Regions from separate parts of the Homo sapiens genome. Here region 1 is linked to region 2. A link is a contact called in ENCODE Hi-C or POLR2A ChIA-PET data. All regions are on one chromosome and are shown on one strand. Each heading gives the region's core, a stretch centred on a gene start or an enhancer-like site at or near the end of the contact. The rest is flanking DNA. Distances are from core to core; before and after follow the strand shown.

Evidence for each region. A loop is a pair of places that touch in the nucleus more often than their neighbours do. ChIA-PET counts read pairs that join two places held with the same protein, here RNA polymerase II (POLR2A). Pooled maps may share reads with other maps.
Region 1: a loop to region 2 is called in a map of B cell, with 14 times the contacts of the local background. The contact joins the promoter of FBXL14 here to the promoter of CCDC77 in region 2. A Hi-C loop is called at or near these places in 4 of 168 maps with a recorded cell type or tissue (B cell, CD4-positive, alpha-beta T cell, CD8-positive, alpha-beta T cell and 1 more) and 10 of 50 pooled maps. POLR2A ChIA-PET finds 5 or more read pairs at or near these places in 1 of 52 experiments (naive thymus-derived CD8-positive, alpha-beta T cell).

The regions. Positions count from the first base shown.
Region 1 is chr12:1,592,418-1,596,322 of GRCh38, reverse strand. FBXL14 (F-box and leucine rich repeat protein 14) reads left to right here and starts at 1,742. Exons shown (of 2, transcript NM_152441.3): 1 at 1,742-3,450. The coding sequence starts at 2,257. RefSeq lists enhancers at 1,038-1,107, 2,478-2,667, 3,185-3,788 and silencers at 1,368-2,237, 3,218-3,267.
Region 2 is chr12:399,862-403,919 of GRCh38, reverse strand. It overlaps CCDC77 (coiled-coil domain containing 77), which reads right to left and starts at 2,276. Exons shown (of 13, transcript NM_032358.4): 1 at 2,236-2,276. It overlaps LOC105369594 (a long non-coding RNA gene), which reads left to right and starts at 2,510. Exons shown (of 4, transcript XR_007063149.1): 1 at 2,510-2,602; 2 at 2,870-3,027. RefSeq lists enhancers at 1,466-2,018, 2,433-2,752.

The DNA of each region.
Region 1 (3,905 bases), core at 493-2,992, 1.2 Mb before region 2:
GAATAAAAGCCTAGATAACCTCCAGGAGAAGAGTGAAGCCCAGGCATACCCCAGAATCGTGACACTTACTGCCACCGTACATCTGGATGTACTGGATGACTAACAGTACAGTCTATTTTTTCAAGAAGGTTATAAAAATCTATGGGCTCCACACTGCGTGTAATGTGGGTGAGGTAACAAGCTGGCGAGAATTTTTGCTTCTGCATTTCCTGATTTAGGAAAGAGGAGTGGTAGGGGTGTAAAAGGTGTATTATGCCTATTACTGAATCTGTATGTATTTGGTCTAATAGTGGTTGCTTGGGCAAAAGTTACTCTCCTACACTGAATATGGAACCCCTTCCAAATCTTGTTCAGGTCCTCAAAGAATCAATGAAACCATTTTCCCTTTCTGATAAATCCGCTGGTCTTGTATCTAGTTGTGTGGATCCATAAATTAAAATACAGAGGATCATTTTCTCTGATCCAAAAATTCTTGGTTTGGGGGTAGTTAAAATGAAACTTCTGAAATTCTATCCTTAGTACGGACATTTAGGACCCAGGGGCTACATCCTAGAATGGAATTGTGCCCTGCTTCCATAAAACGGTTGATAAACCAACAGACACGACTGGATTGTCTTAAACCAAGTTCAACTGTCATTCCATTTTAATCAAAAAGTAAATTGGATTCAGCATATACGAATATATTGACTATCAGTACAACTGAGCCATACAACTGATAGTCTAAGGCTGATGACAAGGAGAAAGCTCCTAAAACAAGGCTTAGGGGAAGGCTGTTCCCCTGTAAGCAAAGCGGACTGAGGGCATTGGTGGCGCAGCAGCGTTCAGAAGTAGAGGGAAGTTTTGATGTATCAAGTACCGAGGGAAACACACACAGCGTGTCTGGAAACCATCAGAAGATGCTAGAAGGAAGTAGTCATGGATAATTCTAGAAATTTCTAGAACACCGACTGGAGGGGGTCATTGTTTAAGATGAGTACAGCCGAGTTTCTCTCCAATTTAAGACACAAGACTGGAGAGAAAGGCGTCGTAGTAAACAGCCCCAACCGGGGGAGCAGGGGGTGTGATAATGAGGCGTTAAGGGGCATTAGGGACAGTAAGAAAAGGAGAGTTGGGGTGACGATTATTGAGCACTGCTATAGGAGGCGGCTCTCGCAGGGATAATCAAGGGAGAGGGGTGTGAAATAAGGGTAACGAATTGCAGGGGTAAACTGTGGGAAGGGGCTGCGCAGACTTCAACAGCAAAGAAAAAGAAGGAACGGGGCTGGGGCGTGGCCCAGAGAGGGAACGGCTCAATAACGGGCTACCGGGTGAAAAGAAGCCGGGTGGGGAGGCGCTCTGCTGACAGCTGCCGCTCCCCCGTGGCGCCCACAGGGTTAAAAATCAGGGGCCACGGGACCAGGCCGAACTCGGTTTCCAGGGCAACGGCTCCACAGTTCCGGCAGCGCAGGCCCGTACCATTGCGCGGGCGCGGGGGAGCGGGAGCGGCGGAGGGGACGCGCTGCAGGGCGGCGGAGCCGGGGCCGGCCCGGGCGCTACCAAACGCACGGCCCGCCTGCTCGCCCGGGGTCTGCGCCGAGCCGCGCTCCGGCCGGACGGCCGCGGCGTCCTTGGTGCGGGGGCCGGCAGCTCCCAAGTGGCCGCGGACGGCGGGGGAGAAGGAACGCACGCCGCCGGCCGGGATTGGCCTCCTGGTCCCCCCGCCTGGGCGGCGGAGTGCGGGCGGCCCGGGGCTGGGAGGTTTGAAAAGCGGGCGAGAGACAAAGGCAGCAGGAAGCCTCCTCCGCGCCCGGAGCCCGTGCGCCCGGCCCCCGGGGCCCCCTCGCCGCCCGCCGGCCCGCGGAGCAGCGGCGGCGGCAGGAGGCGGAGGATGCGGCAGGGGGCGTGGGCGCGGCGGCGCGGGCGGAGCGGCGCGGCCCGGGCGCGGCGTGGGTAGAGCCGAGGCGGCGGCGGCGGCCGGCCTCCGGGAGCGAGAGCGAGGCGCCTTCCCCGCCCGGGATGTGAGCGCCGTGCGGAGCCCGGGGCGGGGGAGGGCCGGGCCGGAGGCGCAGCCGGCAGGAAGGAAGGACGGACGGACCAGGAGGAGGAGCGGCGGCGGCGGCCGGAGCCGGAAGGCGGGGAGGGGCCGGCCGTTGGGCCCGAGGCGGCGGCGGCGGCGGCGGCGGCGGCTGGGGAGAAGCGCTCTCGTCGCCTGCCCGAGGCCGGAGCGGCGGGGCCCGCGCCTCCTCCCCCCAGCGCCGCGGAGGGGGGAGGAGGAAGATGGAGACCCACATCTCATGCCTGTTCCCGGAGCTGCTGGCCATGATCTTCGGCTACCTGGACGTCCGGGACAAGGGGCGCGCGGCGCAGGTGTGCACCGCCTGGCGGGACGCCGCCTACCACAAGTCGGTGTGGCGGGGGGTGGAGGCCAAGCTGCACCTGCGCCGGGCCAACCCGTCGCTGTTCCCCAGCCTGCAGGCCCGGGGCATCCGCCGGGTGCAGATCCTGAGCCTCCGCCGCAGCCTCAGCTACGTGATCCAGGGCATGGCCAACATCGAGAGCCTCAACCTCAGCGGCTGCTACAACCTCACCGACAACGGGCTGGGCCACGCGTTTGTGCAGGAGATCGGCTCCCTGCGCGCTCTCAACCTGAGCCTCTGCAAGCAGATCACTGACAGCAGCCTGGGCCGCATAGCCCAGTACCTCAAGGGCCTGGAGGTGCTGGAGCTGGGAGGTTGCAGCAACATCACCAACACTGGCCTTCTGCTCATCGCCTGGGGTCTGCAGCGCCTCAAGAGCCTTAACCTCCGCAGCTGCCGCCACCTTTCGGATGTGGGCATCGGGCACCTGGCCGGCATGACGCGCAGCGCGGCGGAGGGCTGCCTGGGCCTGGAGCAGCTCACGCTACAGGACTGCCAGAAGCTCACAGATCTTTCTCTAAAGCACATCTCCCGAGGGCTGACGGGCCTGAGGCTCCTCAACCTCAGCTTCTGTGGGGGAATCTCGGACGCTGGCCTCCTGCACCTGTCGCACATGGGCAGCCTGCGCAGCCTCAACCTGCGCTCCTGTGACAACATCAGTGACACGGGCATCATGCATCTGGCCATGGGCAGCCTGCGCCTCTCGGGGCTGGATGTTTCGTTCTGTGACAAGGTGGGAGACCAGAGTCTGGCTTACATAGCCCAGGGGCTGGATGGCCTCAAGTCTCTCTCCCTCTGCTCCTGCCACATCAGTGATGATGGCATCAACCGCATGGTGCGGCAGATGCACGGGCTGCGCACGCTCAACATTGGACAGTGTGTGCGCATCACGGACAAGGGCCTGGAGCTGATCGCTGAGCACCTGAGCCAACTCACCGGCATAGACCTGTACGGCTGCACCCGAATCACCAAGCGCGGCCTGGAGCGCATCACGCAGCTGCCGTGCCTCAAGGTACTCAACCTGGGACTCTGGCAGATGACGGACAGTGAGAAGGTCAGGTGAGGGCGGCAGCACCAGCTCCCCTTGTCCCGCCCTGTTCATCCTCCCATTACCACCGCCCCCACACACTCACACGCACACTTACGCACAGATCATTGCAGCGGATGAGATGGGGCTATGACAGAAGCCTCAGGCTCGTTTCCTCCTCCCTCCTCCAGCCCCCTCCCGGCTTCCAGCCCATTCTCTTTGCAGCTGGGGTTCCTACCCTACCCTACTCCCAGCTCCTTTTCCCCGCGGATGGAGAGATGGACTCTGCTGCTTACCCACCCACTCCCCTGCAGGGGGTGGAGGACTGATTCAGCTACTGTATCCCCACTGCTGTGACTGGAAATGGGGGTGGGGAGTGACTGGTCTTTTCAACCCTGGGGAGTTGAGGAAAATGTCTGCTTTCACTTCAGCTTTCATTTGAATACTGTGATCTGGTTTTTATTTTGAAATGTATAAAAAGC
Region 2 (4,058 bases), core at 1,027-3,526:
AGTCCCACCTGCTTGGTGCGAGGATCACTTCAGCCTGAGGGTTCAAGGCTGCAGCGAGCAGTGATCGTGCCACTGCACTCTAGCCTGGACAACAGCGCAAGACCCTGTCTCAAAAAACAATTAAAATAGGCTGGGCACAGTGGCTCATGCCTGTAATGCCAGCACTTTGGGAGGCCAAGGTGAATGGACTGCTGGAGGTCAGGAGTTTGAGACCAGCCTGGGCAACATGGTGAAACCCTGTCTCTACAAAAATTACAGAATTAGCTGGGAGTGGTGGCACGTGCCTGTAGTCCCAGCTATTCAGGAGGCTGAGGCAGAGGATTGCTTGAGCTTGGGAGGCAGAGGCTGCACTGAGCTGAGATTGCCCCACTGCTCTCCAGCCTAGGTGACAGAGTGAGACCTTACCTGGAAAAAATAATAATAAAAATAAATATTGCTTTGTAGTTGAGAATGTGGGCTCTGATATCAGACTTGGGTTTGAGTCAAAGCCCTGCCTCTTATTAGCTGTGTACCTCAGGCAAGTTATCCTCTCTAAATTTCAGTTACTTCTATGTCATAGGTTGGTGTACGGATATAAGGCCGAGGGACAGTGTTTGACACATATATAAGCACTCAGTAAATGTGGACTATTATTATTATTGACAATTTTACTCCCTTGGCTCAGAGGTTCTGTCTTCAAGTTTCTTTATCATTTCCTCTAACCATTTCTTTGGGAACATCATTATTCCTCCTGTTTTTATTATTAACTCTGTCATCTAAAACACTACATGGCATACAGTAAGTAACAATTACATGTTGAATAAATAAACGACATCTCTTTCAACCTCTTGATTTGAATTAACAAAAATGTAGTGGACATTTTCACCCATAGTCCCACTGGCACTTGAAACGTTTAACTTAAAAAAGAAATCACTCAAGTTAGGTATTTTTTTAGCATCTCAAAGCTAACATTTCCTAAACCTAACACATCATCTTTTTATCCAAACATGCCCCTTCTGACTTTCCTATTTTAGTTACTAATTCAGCGTTTCCAAGCAACCGGGAGTTGGCAACTTAAATTCATCATTTGATCACTCATTCTTCTGAACCTCCTGTCTAACCATATGAATATCTTGTATATTTTATCTCCACAATGACCATGTTAATTCAGAGTCTCAATACTTCTTACCCACACCATTACAACACCTTAACGGTTCTACCTACTCCTTGCGTCTCCTGGACCATTTTCTTTAATAAAATACATCAGTAGCACCTCATAGCCTAAAGCATTAAATCCAATTTGTTAGCCTAGAATTCATGGCTTTCTACATAAGGGCCAAACCTAACTTTCCTGCCTTATTTCTCTCTACTCTCCTAAATGTACCGTTTCCAGATAACTTTCCTGCCTCCATACCTTTGTTCATGAGCTTCCCTCTAGCTGGAACACAACTCCCTCCACAACCCTCATAATTTCACTTAACAAAATCTAGTCTGTACATGAAAACTCATCTTAAATACCACCTCCTTTTTCTCTTTCCTGAGTCTCCCCATCCAAAATGATTTAGCAAAAATGATCTAAGTGCAAAAGAACTGCCTTTGAAATTATCTACAAGTCAACATATTAGAGTGCTTTATTGCTATCGTTTCTCCCATGCTAGCGTGCGCTCCCTACAGACAGAAATCGCGTCTTACTCTTCATTGCCTCTTCCAAAGGAACAATGCCTTTGTTTATAGGTAAATTAACGGGTTTCAGCTAGGGTCTCTGCACCTATCTCCAATACCCTTGCTTAGATATATTCTTATAGCTTGTCTACTAACAATTAACATTTGTGTAGCACTTTGAATTTTTTTCTTTTAGCCACGTGACAAATCTGTACAATTTATTATCCCAACAACCGTTCAGTATTTTCACTATCCCTTATTTCACAAATGAGGAAACTGAGAGCTAGACCAGCGTGGGGTTAGAGTACACCGGAACGCATCTCCAGGGCGCCCGAATCCCGTACTCCTTTTCCCACTTCATCCCATTCTCGACCGCCTCACTGCTCCAGGTCCCAACGCTCCAGCACTCCTGAGGTCTCTCCCTTTGCACATTGGAGCTTTCCTCCTCCGGTCCCCAGCCCCTCCACGGACACCACATTCAGGCTCACGTCCTCTCCTCCGCACTGCTTCCGCAGTTACTTCTCCCTAACCAGATTTTCTTCCCAAGGCTTCTTACCTAACCCCTTCACCCCAAACCCGAAACTCTATACTCACGACACACTAAGACTCCGAGTCAGGGAACGCAACTGAAAAACAAAAGTCAAACCAAGGAGCGGCGCGGCGCCACTGAGCGTCCCTGAATCCGTGCAATCGCGAAGAAGTTTACATGGCCCTTTGGAATGCGCACCAATGGGAAGGGCCTTCACACAGAGGCCCGCCCCCATCTCGCCCCTCCTCGCGGTGCTCCCGACCGCGCAGAGGTCTCTGGGAAATGTAGTTTTCTTCTGCCTGGAGCTCTGCGCGGGGCGACGCAGCTGGGCTGCAACCCGCTCCTCCAGGGACGGGTAGTGTGACGTTTGGGGTCAGAACGCACCACTTTCGGGCACCCCCACTTAAGATTGCTCAACTGCTTTGAGCTCAGGTACTTCGCGTTCATGGTACATATATGTTGTAATTTCCAAGCTTGTCTCAAGAGATAAAGATTCTAAGAAAAGTTTCTTCTTCCATGACCGGGTGGCCTAGAGCCAGGATAGGACCTGAGGTTCAGTTTCTACGGTCAGGGGACTATGTATTAAAATTCTACTATTTGTTCCATAGCAAACACTGCTTCCTTTTCCGGAGAAATGTAAGACACTGGGCTTTAATGATAAAAGCAAGTTCAAAATCCATTATGGTCTTATCTTTCCAGAAAGCAAGGTGTAAAGGTGGGGGAAAAGCACTTTCGTCTCAGAATTACAGCTACTGGTATGGAAAAGCTGGGGCCCTTCGCTGGTGTGAGTCCTAAGGATGTCTAAATGGAACGTGCATCTGCTACAGGCTCGCACTTTCCTTTATTGCGCTTCCCAGGTAACTGTTTTTACAAATGTAAGGTTTGTGGCAACTCTGCATGGAACCAAATCTATCTGCGCCATTTTTCCTACAGCACAGGCTTACTATGTGTCTCTGCACCACATTTGGTAATTTTCACAATATTTCAAACTTTTTCATAATTATTGTATATGTTATGCTGATCTGTTATCCTTTATATTACTATTATAATTGTTTAGGGGCACCATGAACCATGCCCATATAAGATGGCAAACTTAATTCATAAATGTTGTGGATGTTTTAACTGCTCCACAGACCAGCAGTCTCCCTGCCTTTCTCCCTCTCTTCTTGCCTCCTTATTCCTGTGATACAACAATATTGAAATTAGACCAATTAACAATCCTACAGTGGGGGTTCAAGTGAAAGGAAGAGTCACACATCTCTTACTTTAAATAAAAAGCTGAAAATGATTAAGCTCAGTGAAAAAGGCATGTTGAAAGCCAAGACAGGATGAAAGCCAGTCTTCTTGCACCAAAGTTAGCCAAGTTGTGCATGCAAAGGAAAAGTTTTTGAAGGAAATTAAAAGTGCTACTCCAGTAAACACAAAAATGATAAGAAAGTGAAACAGACATTGCTGATATAGAGAAAGTTTGAGTGGTCTGGATAGAAGATCAAACCAGCCACAGCATTCCCTGAAGCCAAAGCCTAATCTGGAGCAAAGTCCTAACTCTTCAATAAAATGAAGGCTGAGACAGGTGAGGAAGCTGCAGAAGAAAAGGTGGAAGATAGCGGAGGCTGGTTCGTGAGGTTTAAGGAAAGGAGCTATTTCCGTTACTTAAAAGTGCAAGGTGGAAGCAGCAAGTGCTGATGTAGATGCCGCAGCAAGTTATTCAGAAGAGCTAACTAAGGTAATTGATTAAGGTGGCTAAACTAAACTACAGACTTTTGATATATATGAACCAGCCTTTTATTGGAAGGAGATGCCAAGTAGTACTTTTGTAGCTAGAGAGAAGTCAATACCTGGCTTCACAGCTTCTAAGAACAGACTGACTCTCATGTTAGGGGCTAAT